Linked DNA regions of Homo sapiens: region 1 is linked to region 2. The links are chromatin loops, found by intact Hi-C in ENCODE. Cell type or tissue: GM12878. All regions are shown on one strand.

The links. Hi-C counts contacts between places; a loop is a spot of excess contacts. Peaks named below come from ENCODE experiments on the same cell type or tissue, not always from the same donor. Only the 100,000 strongest peaks of a DNase experiment are listed, where the experiment ranks them.
Region 1: a loop joins it to region 2, with 2.9 times the contacts of the local background. A loop is called at or near these places in 2 of 110 quality-filtered maps.

What each region holds. Positions count from the first base shown.
Region 1 is chr10:106,927,825-106,935,824 of GRCh38, reverse strand. All of the region lies in intron 2 of SORCS1 (sortilin related VPS10 domain containing receptor 1), which reads left to right. Among named protein-coding and RNA genes, the nearest start is that of SORCS1, 230 kb to the left of the region's middle. In GM12878, no CTCF peak of the experiment used is centred here; DNase peaks (open chromatin) are centred at 4,234 and 4,952; H3K4me3 peaks cover 668 bases; H3K27ac peaks cover 3,929 bases.
Region 2 is chr10:106,791,875-106,799,874 of GRCh38, reverse strand. The region is part of intron 3 of SORCS1 (sortilin related VPS10 domain containing receptor 1); the gene reads left to right. Among named protein-coding and RNA genes, the nearest start is that of SORCS1, 370 kb to the left of the region's middle. In GM12878, a CTCF peak has its summit at 4,071 (motif pointing left); a DNase peak (open chromatin) is centred at 4,044.

The sequences.
Region 1 (8,000 bases), 140 kb before region 2:
GATGAATCCTGTGAGAAGTAAATAGTATGTTCTGTGCATATTGAGAGTAGGTGTGAGCATGTCCTGTGTTCTAAACTTAGCACTGCCACTAATTGTGTGATCTTGGGCAAATTGTTTTATTTCATAGAATCTTGGTCTTCTCATTTTTAAGAAAAAGAATTTGTACTAGACAGACTGATTTTCAACCTAGCTCTAACATTCTACATTTCTAATAATTGCTGCCCCAAATATTTGCCTTGTTTACAGCAGGTATCCTTGCATATTTTGGAATGCTAATGATAAAACATTGCTGTTCCTATTTCTTCTAGGAATTTTTTTTAAAAAATGTATCCATTATAACTCATTATTGGTTGACTGCAGGTAGACCCAGACAGGTCAACCCACTATCATTTTGCAGGTAGGAAGCCAGGTATTTTGTGACTACTAAATTAGAGGACTTAAAATGGTAAATATTAGAATATTATCTCCACCAAGTTTCCATATCTCTTTGGACATTTATTTCTATATTCTATATTAGGGATAATAATAATTTGATCAATTAGGTTACAGTGAAGAGTAAATATTTTAAGGACCCTCTAGGCACATTCTAAGAGGTAGAAACATAACTGAAACTCAGCTCTTCTGATTGTAAAAGCTAACTGGGAAAAGAGCTAACTATAAAATACCTAAATGCTTCTGAGTCTCAGTTTCCTCATTTGTAAGTGGGTATTCCAAAAATTATTTTCTTTTCTTTTTTTTATTTGTAAGTATTTTTTTAATTTCAGTAGTTTTTGGGGTACTCGTGGTTTTTGATTACATGGATGAATTGTATAGTGATGAAGTCTGAGATTTTAGTGTACCCATCACCTGAGTAGTGTATATTGTGCCCAATATGTCATTTTTTATTCCTCACTTCCCCTTCCGCCCTCCCTTTTCTGAGTTTCCAGTGTCCATTATGTCACTCTGTATGCCTTTATGTACCCATAGCTTAGCTCCTGCTTATTAAATGAGAACATATGGTAATTGGTTTTCCATTCCCGAGTTACTTCACTGAAAATAATGGCTTCCAGCAACATCCAAGTTGCTGCAAAGGACATTATTTTGTTCTTTTTTATGGCTGAGTAGTATTCTATGATGTACATATACCACATTTTCTTTATACACTCAATCGTTGATGGGCATGTAGGTTGGTTTCATATCTTTGCAATTGTGAATTGTGATACCTAGTAGTGGGTTCCTGGATTGAATGGTAGATCTACTTTTAGTTCTTTAAAAAATCTCCATACTGGCCGGGTGCAGTGGCTCATGCCTGTAATCCCAGCACTTTGGGAGGCCAAGGCGGGTGGATCACGAGGGCAGGAGATCCAGACTGTCCTGGCTAACACGGTGAAATCCCATCTCCACTAAAAATACAAAAAAAAATTAGCCGGGTGTGGTGGTGGCGCCTGTAGTCCCAACTACACAGGAGGCTGAGGCAGGAGAATGACGTGAACCCCGGAGACCGAGCTCGCAGTGATCTGAGATCGCACCACTGCACTCCAGCCTGGGTGACAGTGCGCGACTCCATCTAAAAAAAAGAAATAAATAAAATAAAAAATAAAAAATCTCCATACTGTTTTCCCAAGAGGCTGTACTAATTTACATTCCCATAAGCAGTGTATAAACGTTTCCTTTTCACCACATCCACGCCAATGTCTATTATATTTTCACTTTTGAAATTTTCTTTCTTTTTTTTTTTTTTTTTTGTTTTTTGAGATGGAGTCTCACTCTGTTGCCCAGGCTGGAGTGCAGTGGTGTGATCTCGACTCACTGCAACCTCCGCCTCCTGGGTTCAAGTGATTCTTCTGCCTCATCCTCCCAAGTAGCTGGGATTACAGGCATGCATCACCATGCTCAGCTAATTTTTGTATTTTTAGTAGAGATGGGGTTTCGCCATGTTGGCCAGGCTGGTCTTGAACTCCTGACCTCAGGTGATCCATCTGCCTTGGCCTCCCAAAGTACTAGGATTACAAGTATGAGCCACTGCGCCCAGCCAAAAATGTTTTTCATAGTTGAAGTTGCTATTGATATCTGGTAAAGTTAATGATGCTCCGTGTGCTCTACAAGTTGTAGAGTCCTCTGTGGGTGTTAGCTATCCTTACTTGGGAGTTGGAGCAGGTAAAACTTGACCTTTGTGCTTTCCTCTGCCATAGCTGGGGGTGGGGGGGCATCCTGGATACAACTGTCTGTTCAGATATCATTGTGTTTCACTATTGGACTCCTTGAGAGTAAGTGTTTAGTTTGCAACTTCTTGGCCTTGTAGCACCAGAGTTACCACATAGTGGTACTCATTAACTAGTTGTTTAATAAATCAATGAATTAATAAATCATTGATTATATTTTAGCTACCATTCTATTGATCCTAAGCCTGGAAATATGCTAAATACATTTTATACTCAGTGGCTGTCAATCCTGCGAACATTAACATCTTCTGGGGGACATTTTAAAATAGTATATGTGTGGCCCCACCCAAGACCAATTGAATCAGAATCTCTAGGACTGAGCCCAGGACACAGGTAGTGTAAAAGCTACCCAGGTGATTTTAATCTGGAAAATACAGAGAATCGATGAACTTTGGCCCATTATTTTTCTGGGGTTTGCTTGACTGAGCTGCTCATTAGTGTTGCTGATACCTTATTTCTGGGCTTCCTAGTTTCAGTGAACATGTTCTCCCATCTTGCCATTTGTCATGGCTAAAATATTCTGCATTTACAAGGATGCAAATTCATCATCTACATGTAATCTCTTTTGCATTTAGACCTGAACACGATCGTGCTGTCCAGGTAAATCATAAACTTAGATCCCTTTGTGGTGTGAAAGAAATACAAATTAGGATGGGGAAAATTAATGTTGACAGAGATCACTGATATGCTTTAAATTGCAGAGGCCCGGGTCTCAGATTGGTTTCAGAATCACAGCTATTGATAATCATTCTATAACATTATAAAGTGAGGAGGCAGTGCCTGGAAAGTGGTTTGAATTGGAGTCTAATCCCCAGTTAAGCATTTAGCTTGCAACTGTGTTGGCACAAACCAGCTAAAATTTACCATTGCTGCGAGGGGAGTGCTCACCTTGAAGGTGCTTCTGATTCTACAGAAGGCAGAGCAGACAAGCTCATTTTGCATGTTTGTCAAGGGTGTCCTTAGAGCAAAACTTGGTCTGGATTTCTTGGAATTATGGTGCTTTGTTTCTCTTGGATAGTTAACATTTTCATTTTCCTGAGTCTTGCTAAGGTGTCATTTTGTCCAAGAAGCAAGCATAAGTTGAGCTGGAGACAGGCATACACACATGTGGTGGGAACTGGGGAGAAAGATCACTATCACTCTAAGGCAGCAAGGTATACCTTTTCTTTGTCACCAGTGACAAAGTTAAATAACAACTTAAGATTCCAGTAATAACACAGGTGACAGTAGTGCTGTGAGTTGCTTCAGGAAAGGGGGATTTGATGCCAAATGCATGGTATCAGGGGAGCAATCAGCAGCCAAATGTGAAGTTATTTTTACTCAAGACAATGCTTTCTACTTTGTTTTTTTAAAAATTTCAGGATATACTCAAATATATCAAAAAAATCATGTAATTCTCAAAAATAATAATATATTTGTAGACTATATTAATACTATAGTATGCTTCTACCAGTGTGTATGGAAGGGGATAAAAATTCACATAACATCAGTGCTTTGTAAATGGGGGATCAAATTGACTAATGATCTGCTTGACACCTTTCCCCATGAGAACATCCCCAGGGTATAACTGTCAACGTCCCCAAACCCTGTGCTTTCCTAAGCTTCCTGGAAGCATTCAAGTCTGTGAATATTACTGCTGTTATGGAAAAATTGGCTTTTGTTTTTCCCCATGAGATATTTTTCCTGTCTTACTAGCATGTATGACCAGCATTTGCAGTGCATTTATCTCCTATTACCCTTTTGTTTTTCTTTTTGCTCTTACCTTTGATTCCAGAAATGTTTTTAAAATAATGGATGATAGTTAATACACAGCATGGCAGGCAGGAAAAATGAACAGCAGTGAGTTCATTTTGATAGACTATGCTGTCTGCAGATAATTTACCAGGGCAGAGTGCTGACATACACAACCCTAAAAAAAGGACTTATCCCTGTTCTTAAACCAAAATCATTCTTGAAAGTTTCCATTATTCATAAGGCAACATCTCTGAAAACTGCAGGGGGCTTTCCCACGATGATGCCTCTGAGCTAGTGGCTCTCTGGTTCAGGAGTTACAAACGAGCAAACATCTGTATTTGTGCACTTGGGGAGATTGCCAGCTTTCAGAGGACTTTACACTGAAGGCCAGCATGGTGAAACAGTTTCCTGTCCTTATTACCAAGTATTTTCCCCACCCGCTTCCATGCTCTTCTCAGTGAGTTCTGACTTCTGAGATTCTGCTCTTGCAGTTGTTTTTGTAGCTCCATTGTGTTGACTTTATTTCATCACTTTTCTGTCCTACTGCTACTGTAAACCCCTTGATGGTAGGACCACGTTTCTTTGTATGTACTGGTTTACTGGAGTGTACATTAAGTAGGCTTATCAACATTGAATTAGTTAATTAACAGCCAAAAAAGTATTTCTGGAGCTCGCTACATAGGATTTAAGTACAAATGCCTCTCAAGTATTTTTGGTCCCTGAGAGTCTTCTAGGAGAAGAAGGGTAGGGCAAGGATTTTTATGAGTCTTCTTAAAATTAGGAAGGAAATTAGACAACCAGTGTATATTTTTCCAGGATTCAACTCCACAGCATGTGGTTTTTCCAGAATCACACGGCTATAATTTGTGGTAATTGGTGGGGATTATAAAACCACAGTTATCAGCATTAATACATTTCATAGCCAGTTCCACCACAGTTGTATCTTAGGAAATTCTGATTGCAAAACTCCCCTGAGATCTGCTGAAATTACCTTTTCTTTGAAGGGCAGATTCCCCATGTCTTGATTGAGAAGGCTTTGAGCAGATGTGGTTTCAGAAGGAGTTAGTGGGGAAGCATTAGAACACTAGGTTCCCTGGACTTTTGAAGAAGTTTCACCTAGAAGCCTTATCTGACTAACCATATTATTAAAAAAAGAAAAAGTTCTGACTCCTAAGAACCATCATATCTTTCCAAATTCTGAAGAAAAAAACCAAAACAAAGCAAGATGAAACAGAATGCACCTGATTCAAGCATGCGATGTTATAAAGCCCTCCTGTGTTGGTGTTGTGCCTGTGAGCTGGCTATTTTCTTGAATGTGAAGATAATAATTTATAATGAGATGCTCAGATACATAAATACACACATGAACATACAATGCCAGCTTCCGTGTATCCCAGTAGCAAAATGAAGCAAGGAGAGCTGAGGGTTCTGCAAATAATTTGTATTCAATATACAGCAGCCCTGCCACTTATTTTGCAGGGTAGCTGATGACTGTTTACCCTAAGCATAAGCATAATGAGTCTGTTAGGAGTGACCTTTCCTGGTGATTTTGTAACCAATCTGTCTTAACCTTTTAATTCATTTTTGTTTTTTTGTTTTTTTTTTTTAGAGACAGAGTCTCGCTCTGTCGCCCAGGCTGGGGTGCAGTGGCACGATCTCGGCTCACTGCAAGCTCCGCTTCCCGGGTTCACGCCATTCTTCTGCCTCAGCCTCCCAAGTAGCTGGGACTGCAGGCGCTCAGCACCACACCCGGCTAATTTTTGTACTTTTTTTAGTAGAGACGGTTGGTATTTTTTTAGTAGGGATGATTTAATATGTCTCATCACCGTGTTAGCCAGGATGGTCTCAATCTCCTGACCTTGTGATCCACCCTCCTCGGCCTCCCAAACTGCTGGGATTACAGGCATGCGCCACTGCGCCCGGCCATCATTAATTTTCTTAAGCAAAAGAGGTCCTCCCATCCATTCTCTGTTAGCAAGCATTCATTTTATGCCATATTCGAAATATTAGTTTAGGATTTTTAATGACCATACTCCATTTATTTTCATCTTTCTTGCTGGGATCTCAGCAACCAAGTGCTCTGATTAATACGTGTGTGTGTGTGTGTGTGTGTGTGCACGTGCACATGCCTGTGCCCTCACAATTGTGTGTGGTCATTTGTTTGTTATAGGAACCTTGCTGACTACTCCAAAATTCAGCCAGGAACAGCAGCTTAAGTTGACGAAGTTTGATTTCCCATAAACTCAGGCTACTAAAACAATGGAGGGAAAATGAACCAGAAAGCCTGCAATGTAGGCGTTTTTTGGTTGATCTGCTTTTCCAGAAGCTGATTAGCACTCTAATCTCTCTCAGTGTGGTTTCATTGTTAGAGACGGAAAAAGAAAAGAGACAGGGCTTTTCTTTTTATAAAAGGCCATGTTAGTAGGGAGGGAAAGTAAACATAAGCCACATCTCTGTAGATCTCAGTTTTCCCTAATGGGCCAATTCACATCTCTTTTTAATTCTGATACCCCAGGTCTTTTCCCTTCTTTCTTTCTTTCCTTTTGTGACTTGAATTTTTCTATTAACTGCCACAGGGATCCCACATAAAATGTATAGTGGAAAGAAGATAGAAAAAGGATGAGTAATGCACAATTTCTAAGGGTTTTAGAAATCATTTGTTCTGGGGAAAAATTCATTCTCTTCTGATCTAAAAGTATAATCCCCTTCTAAGTCTCTCCTCTAAGGCTAAGCCACCCTTGAACATGAAGCAGTTCTTAACTACTGAAGCATATTCATGGAGATAAAGTGACACAGAAGGAGCCATTGCTTTCATACCTATGAGAGCCTGTGCATTTCTTATGGATGATTTAATATGTCTCATCATCAGCATGCTTTAATTGCATGTAACTGCAATTTTAAAAAGATTTGTTCTATTTTTCCTATAAAATTATATATATAATTTTAATTTTATAATTCAGTGAATATATATATATAGGTATATATATTTTCACTAAAAAATGGAAAAATACAGAAAGTTTATTTGCTAAAAGGCAAAAAATAGATAAAAAATAGGTATTGGGGGTAGGTGGTCAGAAGCTGTTAATTCCTTTTCCCCTTTTGAGACACCTTTTAGCCTTTCTTTTTCCTACTCCTCTTTCTCCCTTCCCGGGAGAATAGGACACCTCTGCTAATAGTCTATGTGAGATGTGAGGTTGCATGCTCACATGTGGCTTTGCTTCTGTGGGGTATTGAGAGGTGACAGTGTGCTGGCAGTCTTCACAGCCCTCGCTCGCTCTCAGCGCTGCCTCTGCCTGGGCTCCCACTTTGGCGGCACTTAAGGAGCCCTTCAGCCCACCGCTGCACTGTGGGAGCCCCTTTCTGGGCTGGCCAAGGCCAGAGCTGGCTCCCTCAGCTTGCAGGGAGGTGTGGAGGGAGAGGCGTGAGCGGAAACCGGGGCTGTGCTCGGCGCTTGCGGGCCAGCTGGAGTTCCGGGTGGGCGCGGGCTTGGCGGCCCCGCACTCGGAGCAGCCTGCCGGCCCCTGGCAATGAGGGGCTTAGCACCCGGGCCAGCGGCTGCGGAGGGTGTACTGGGTCCCTCGGCAGTGCCGGCCCACCGGCGCTGCGCTCGATTTCTCGCCTGGCCTTAGCTGCCTCCTCGCGGGGCAGGGCTGGGGACCTGCAGCCCACCATGCCTGAGCCTCCCCGCCTTCGTGGGCTCCTGTGCGGCCCGAGCCTCCCCAACGAGCGCCGCCGCCTGCTCCACGGCGCCCAGTCCCATCGACCACCCAAGGGCTGAGGAGTGCGGGTGCACGGCGCGGGACTGGCAGGCAGCTCCACATGCAGCGCCGGTGCGGGATCCACTGGGTGAAGCCAGCTGGGCTCCTGAGTCTGGTGAGGACTTGCAGAACCTTTATGTCTAGCTAAGGGATTGTAAATACACCAATTGGCACTCTGTGTCTAGCTCAGGGTTTGTGAATGCACCAATGGACACTTTGCATCCAGCTACTCTGGTGGGGCCTTGGAGAACCTTTATGTCTAGCTCAGGGATTGAGACACCAATCGGCACTCTGTGTCTAGCTCAAG
Region 2 (8,000 bases):
TGATAAAGACATACTCAAATGGTATTTCTAGTTCTAGATCCTTGAGGAATCGCCACACTGTCTTCCACAATGGTTGAACTAGTTTACAGTCCCACCAACAGTGGAAAAGTGTTCCTATTTCTCCACTTCCTCTCCAGCACGTGTTGTTTCCTGACTTTTTAATGATCACCATTCTAACTGGTGTGAGACGGTTACTCATTGTGGTTTTGATCTGCGTTTCTCTGATGGCCAGTGATGATGAGCATTTTTTCATGTGTCTGTTGGCTGCATAAATGTCTTTTTTTGAGAATTGTCTGTTCATATCCTTTGCCCACTTTTTGATGGGGTTGTTTGTTTTCTTCTTGTAAGTTTGTTTGAGTTCTTTGTAGATTCTGGATATTAGCCCTCTGTCAGATGAGTAGATTGCAAAAATTTTCTTCCATTCTGTAGGTTGCCTGTTCACTCTGATGGTAGTTTCTTTGGCTGTGCAGAAGCTCGTTAGTTTAATTAGATCCCATTTGTCAGTTTTGGCTTTTGTTGCCATTGCTTTTGGTGTTTTAGACATGAAGTGCTTGCCCATGCCTAGGTCCTGAATGGTATTGCCTAGGTTTTCTTCTAGGGTTTTTATGGTTTTAGGTCTGACATTTAAGTCTCTAATCCATCTTGAATTAATTTTTGTATAAGGTGTAAGGAAGGGATCCAGTTTCAGCTTTCTACATATGGCTAGCCAGTTTTCCCAGCACCATTTATTAAATAGGAAATCCTTTCCCCATTTCTTGTTTTTGTCAGGTTTGTCAAAGATCAGATGGTTGTGGATGTGTGGCATTATTTCTGAGGGCTCTGTTCTGTTCCGTTGATCTATATCTCTGTTTTGGTACCAGTACCATGCTGTTTTGGTTACTGTAGCTTTGTAGTATAGTTTGAAGTCAGGTAGTGTGATGCCTCCAGCTTTGTTCTTTTGGCTTAGGATTGTCTTGGCAATGCGGGCTCTTTTATGGTTCCATATGAACTTCAAAGTAGTTTTTTCCAATTCAGTGAAAAAAGTCATTGGTAGCTTGATGGAGATGGCATTTGACCCAGCCATCCCATTACTGGGTATATACCCAAAGCATTATAAATCATGCTGCTGTAAAGACACATGCATACGTATGTTTATTGCGGCACTATTCACAATAGCAAAGACTTGGAACCAACCCAAATGTCCAACAATGATAGACTGGATTAAGAAAATGTGGCACATATACACCATGGAATACTATGCAGCCACAAAAAAGAGTGAGATCACATCCTTTGTAGGGACATGGGTGAAGCTGGAAACCATCATTCTCAGCAAACTATCGCAAGGACAAAAAACCAAACACTGCATGTTCTCATTCATAGGTGGGAATTGAACAATGAGAACACTTGGACACAGGAAGGGGAACATCACACACCAGGGCCTGTCGTGGGTGGGGGGAGGGAGGAAGGATAGCATTAGGAGGTATACCTAATGTAAATGACAAGTTAATAGGTGCAGCACACCAACATGACACATGTATACATATGTAACAAACCTGCACGTTGTGCACATGTACCATAGAACTTAAAGTATAAAAAAAAGACAAGACTGGGCAATTTACAAAAGAAAGAGGTTTAATGGACTTAAAGTTGCACGGGGCTGGGGAGGACTCACAATCATGGCAGAAGGTGAAAGGCATTTCTCCCATGGATGCAGACAAGAGAACAGAGCTTATGAAGGGAAACTCTGCCTTATAAAGCCATCAGATCTCGTGAGACTTATTCGCTATCACAAGAACAGCATGGAGAAGATCTGCCCCCCAGGATTCAATTACCTTCCACCAGGTACCTCCCACAGTACATGGGAATTCAAGATGAGATTTGGGTGGGGACACAGCCAAACCATATCAGTACCCATAAGAAATGGTACCTCATATTTCAAGGAAAGTTCCGGTAAACTTTCTGTGTCAGATTGCTTTATATCTTAGCCCATCTCTGCCTACGGTTAGTTTTAAAAACATTTTAGAGGATTATGTGGTTATTTTTACTTTTTACATCTGTGTGCCACTCTGGGGTTGCCCTGCTCCCTGGGTACCTGGACTGCACAATCAGAGATGCAGTCTGAAAAAGCCATCATCTGGGAGCATCTGGCTGCATGGACTGAAGGTGGTAAAAGCAAATTGGCCATCTGCTGGGGCTGGTATAGACATGGAGATGATACTGAATAATATTCAGATTGATGTTTTACCCCAAGCGTGCTTGGAGAGGTTTTGTTTTGCATGTTTTTCAGCAGACCTGGTTTAAAAATTCATGAATGCACCTGGTTGGTTGTTTCTACCCTCTGTTTTTCATGTATTCTGGCACTGCTAAAAAAAAAAGCAACTCCTCAGCAAGAGACTAAATTGGAAAAGGATTGTATTCAGAGTTTAGAAGAAAATCTGTGTGGTTTTCATGAAAATCACCTAAGTATAGATGTTGGGGTCAGGATTTCCAAGAGTTAACAACATCATGTAGTTTACTTTTCAGTCTTAGAGAAATTTAGGCAAATGATATATTTGAAAAAAAAAATTGTATATTTGAGTTAAATGCCATTGTCTAGGAATTCCAAAATGCTCAGAGGTTTTTGAAACACTTTGATGCAGATAAAAAGAGCCAGAGCAAAATGACAGTGTTTTTCCCAGTAAAGAATCTTACTGAATCTCTTAGAATAAAGATGAAAGATAAGTAAAAAAGTGGTTGTTATCCTGTCTGAGAAAGGTACATTCTTTTATTTTTATTATTATTATCTTTTTGAGACTGAGTCTTGCTCTGTCGCCCATGCTGGAGTGCAGTGGCGTGATCCCGGCTTACTGCAACCTCCGTCTCCCAGGTTCAAGCGAGTCTCCTGCCTCAGCCTCCCGAGTAGCTAGGACTACAGGCACCCGCCACCACGCCCGGCTAACTTTTGTGTTTTTAGTAGAGACGGGATTTCACCATGTTGGCAGGATGGTCTCAATCTTCTGACTTCGTAATCCATCCGCCTTGGCCTCCCAAAGTGCTGGGATTACAGGCAAGAGCCACTGTGCCCGGCCAGGTACATTATTTTCTAGGTAAGATTTACTTTTGGTTTGAGTGGAAACTCTAGTTAAACTATGGATTAGACAAATTAAATTTGGTTAGGATCCAGGGAACCAATTTCAGATCCATTAGTAAAAGTTTCTAGTTCCCAAACTCTGCTCGCTCTCTTTCTCCCCACCCCCAACTGTCCCTGTCCCTGTCAATCTTTGTCTCTCTCACTCTTTCCCAGGAAAAGAGAAGAAAGATATTTAGCCTAAAGGCTGAGCTTTAATACAGAAAATGACCTTTACATTTTAGCTCAAAGAAGTAAATATAATCTTATAAGTATCATTGGCAATTGAGTCTTGCCGGGATGGGACTTATGAGTATAATGCAGCAGTGGAAGAATTTTCCTTCAGGGAAAAAAACAAATTTGATAAAGGGACTGGTGAGAAACATTGTATGTCAAGAAGATCTACATCTTCTTGAAAATTTCTGATCTTAGATTTAGAAACATGCTGAAGTTTCTATAATTTAAAGCTTCCATTTAGCACAGACTTAATGTCTGCTGTGTCCTTGGCACCCTAGGTTTACCTTGATTTTAGAAAATCTGAACTGTCAACATGTAAATGTAGAAATTCTTCACTTTACACAAAGAAGCAGTGCAGACATTTTAAAAAATAGCAGGCAGTCCTTGTATGTTTTGCTAAATAAGGGCAAAACTTAAGACTAAAATGCTAAGATCCAGTGCCACAGGAAGATCAATTAATGGTGAGAAATGGCATTTTTGGAAAATGTAATATCAATTTATAGGTATATAAGATTTGATTCACTAAAATTTGATTTGTTCATAACCTCACTAGCATGCATCTCTCACCCCAGAAAAACCACATGATGTTTGAACTGGAAGATCACTAGAAACTTTCTCTTCTAACTCAGCATTTGACCATGATGAAATTTGGGCTCACAGATGTTAGTTGGTTTTCTCCCAGCGTCTTAGAACTAGACAGTGGCAGAGATGGACCCCGTATCTCATTCCACGGCACACTGCCTCCCCCTGCTGTCTCTTAGAGGTTGACCCACCTTTACAGAATGTTCCCATTCAATCTCTTTCTTAATTCTAGAGTTGTAGCAAATTTCCTTCATTATACTGGATAACTTCAGAATATGTAGCAAATACCTTGATGCCTATAAATACCAAAGATCACACGAACACCCATTATTTCAATGGCTCAGAATGTTATGGATTTGATCATCTCCCGAAACAGAAAGGATCATTATAGCCAGAGCTTCTTACCCCTCTTTTAGCCAGCAACCCCACATCACGTGGTCTAGTCCTCAGTGTTCCTATTGTTATTATTTTGCATCTTGTTTTCACAGATAAACTTGAAAAAGCTGAATTTGATCTAAACCTTACAGAAATTCTAGATCCAGTTCTAAGAATGAGTTGATAACTGTTAAGTATCTACTATGTACCAAAAAGGGATACTAACCAATCACTAGTATCCCAAAGTATGTTTCTCAGAACCTTAGTTCTCTAGAAGCTTCCTGGGCAAAAAACAAAAAACAAACAAAAAAAAACAACTAGATTATATCTTTGAATACATTTGACAAATTATCTTCGACTCTTCTTGCTGTAGGATGCACTTTCCAAAGACTTTAATAAACCAAAGGAACCTGTTTTATTTTCTGCATTCTGGTATCCCCCAAATTTACATGACTATTGAATTCTTATGGTGTTAGAACTTTTAATTTCACTTAGAAAATGCTACATTCATTGTGTTAGCTCCATCAAATCATAATGAACACCCACTCTGTGAATTGTGTATTGTTAGCCTCATTTCATAGCTATAGAAATAAAGGATCAGACATAAGAAGTGATTTCCTAAGGTCGTGTGAGTGAGCAGAATTGGGGGACCCCTGGTTAAGTTTATGATCTTAGCTCCTACAGGAGTCTCAACTCAAATACCTATTGACTTACACAGGTAATTGTAGATGAATGGAGTGACTAGGGAGTCTATGAATACAGAAACTTTATTTTAAGAAAAGGAAACAATGAGGGCCCGGTGTGGTGGCTCACGCCTGTAATCCCAGCACTTTGGGAGGCCGAGGTGGGCGGATCATGAGGTCAGGAGGTCGAGACCATCCTGGCTAACACGGTGAAAACCCGTCTCTACTAAAAAACACGAAAAATTAGCCGGGCGTGGTGGCGGGCGCCTGTAGTTCCAGCTACTCGGGAGACTGAGGCAGGAGAATGGCGTGAACCCGGGAGGCACAGCTTGCAGTGAGCCGAGATCGTGCCACTGCACTCCAGCCTGGGCGACAGTGCGAGACTCTGTCTCAAAAAAAAAAAAAAAAAAAGAAAAAGAAAAGGAAACAATGCTAGTGAGCATAGGACGTTGTAGGAAGTGAGGAATATTTCCAGTGTTTAATGTGCTCTCTGCCCGCTAAATCTGTTTGTTGTTCTGTTTGAACAGCCAGAAGGATGCAATACTTTGTTTTAGCTAAGAATGTATGCTTTTTTCCCCTTACATCAATAAGAAATGCCAACAGAGACCTGCTTTTAGTTTTAACAAGATAACAAAAGATGATGTGGGTGGTGGTAACCTGGAAAGCTTATGACCTCTCTATAGGGGATAGCAGTTCTAGAGTTGTTGTAGAGTATGGCCATATGGGAATAATGTCCAGGACATCTGGACATTGTTGGAAAATCTGTTAAACAGTGCTCTTTGGGCCAATATTATCTACATCAAATAGAACTCGGGTGCTGGTCAGAGTCAGTCTGTGGACTATGGGGTTCTAATGTTTGCATTTCACTATGCTACTTGCCAAAGAAAAAAGGTCTGCCACTGAAATCATTCTTTGTAGCCTGATGGTTTCCTTTGTGGCAGTTATACATTCTGTGGCTTCAGGAATTTGTTGAACATTGAAAAGGCACATGTGCTCATTTACATTGTTGGCAAGTGTTAAATTGGGGAGACATATGTTTTGTTTATTCTGTCTTCCTGTTAGATCCTTAAAGAGGATTGATTGTCAGACTCAGCAGTAGCTTTATAAGTAGTGTGTTTTGGAAAAGTATTTTCAGAATTGCCAGTACTTATACATTTGGCTGGAAATAGCTATAAAGTATGCTTGGAATCCTGGTGGACATATTTTGGGTAATGCTTAACTGGTCATCTGCCTGGATTTAAGAGTATTTTTCTTTTGCCTAACGCTGTTATTGTGTGTTTCTGAAACACTCCTCTTAGCTGAACCAATGTAATAACCTCTTAGCTTGAACTTCCTGCCCCCCATTCTCTTGTCTTTAACACAATCTCTGTATTACCTCCAAAGTGATCATTCTGAATGAGCTATACTCTTTCTCTTCCCCTGCTTAAAAATCTTGATTCTGTATGTATGCCCCTGAATAAATAGGTTCTGTTGCTTTAGTCAAAATCGCTTTACCTGGCAAGTAAGTCTCTTTCAACTTGGCTGTAGACTGCTTTGCCTAACTTTAGCCAAACTGAGGAACTTGCCATTACCAAAACATGTAATGCATGCCCGCATTCCTCTGCTTTTGCATACGTGATTCCCCTGTCACGAATCTTTCCTACTTATTCTGTTAAACACCTTTACTTCCTTCAGAACTAATTTTGGTGTCAGGTATTCTGTGGTTACATCTCTTATTCCAGCAATAGGAAAAAAAAGTGCTTTTCCGTGTTCTAGTAAAATTTTGTACATTTCAATAGCTCTGCAATGGTAGTTTCATTGATCTGTTATTTTTGTGGTGTTATCTGTTGTAATAAGGCATTTAGTGTCTTTTTCATTATTTAATCCCAAGTCTTAAGCACAGGGACTGTCACTTGGTTGCAGAAACTTCTTAAATTAGATTTTAAAAAAAATGAAATGAATGGTTGAATGATGAACATCTGCTCATCCCACAAAGAATGAAATTTTCCTCTCAAAAAAGTGATGTTTTTCCAAAAGTCGTGTTTTTCTATTTGTTCTTGAAAGGCCTAAAAAAGGATTCTAAAAATTTTAATTTTTTTGAATATTTATTATATTCATTAAAATATTTTATAGACAAGGCACATAAGGTTCCATTTAGTGTATCACTTATGAATTGAGTGTAACGTGTGTCAAAGAGAGAATTTCTATTTATTTCACATTTTCACTTATGTTTTAGACAAATTTTAAAATGTTGGTTAGTTACTCTATAAGCCCGTGCTTACGAAGACCTGCTTATTATGTGCTCTAATGGTTAAGATGCAGTCCTGGGAAACCAGGTACTTGGGTGTGAGCCATGGAAATGCCAAGGATGCTCTGGAATAATCTTGGAGGAATGATTATGTCTCTCCATGCCTAATTTCACTCTCTTGAGGTTTGTTTCAATTTCCAGTTGGAATATCCTAATTAACATTTGTAAAGCGCTGTGTAATGCTTAAATGAAAAACGTCATGTGAGTATAAAATCTTTTGAAATAGCAGTTTAACAAATTTGAGTTTTTTGTGCAATGAGCTATTTTTTAACATCTTAGAATTTATAAAAGGATAACCAGAAAGGTTTGACTGGGAATTGATGACATAGTACAAAAAGGAGAAATAATGTTTTTCTACAGCTCCTTTATTTCGGGAACGCAATTACTGAAATATGCAGTTTAGAGTTTCTAATTTCTTAATTGTCTTCGAGCTTGAAATACGCACTTGGGATCACCCATGTCTATGTGTGTATAATATGTGCAGAATGCTACTGTGTTGTCTTTTTCCAGAAATGTAGATGAAGATAGAAAGTGTGCATAAGCAGACTTATAAACAGACTATGAAGTAAGAATAACAATGTATACAAATCAATAAGAAAAAGAGACATACCCAGAATTTTAAATGGAGAAAAATATGACCAGTCTGTGTATCAAATGAGGATTTCAAGTGAGTAAACATAAATGACAAAAGGATAAAAGGGAGGGAAAAAGGAATGAAAAAATTCACTGTCATTAGGAATGAAAGTGGTAT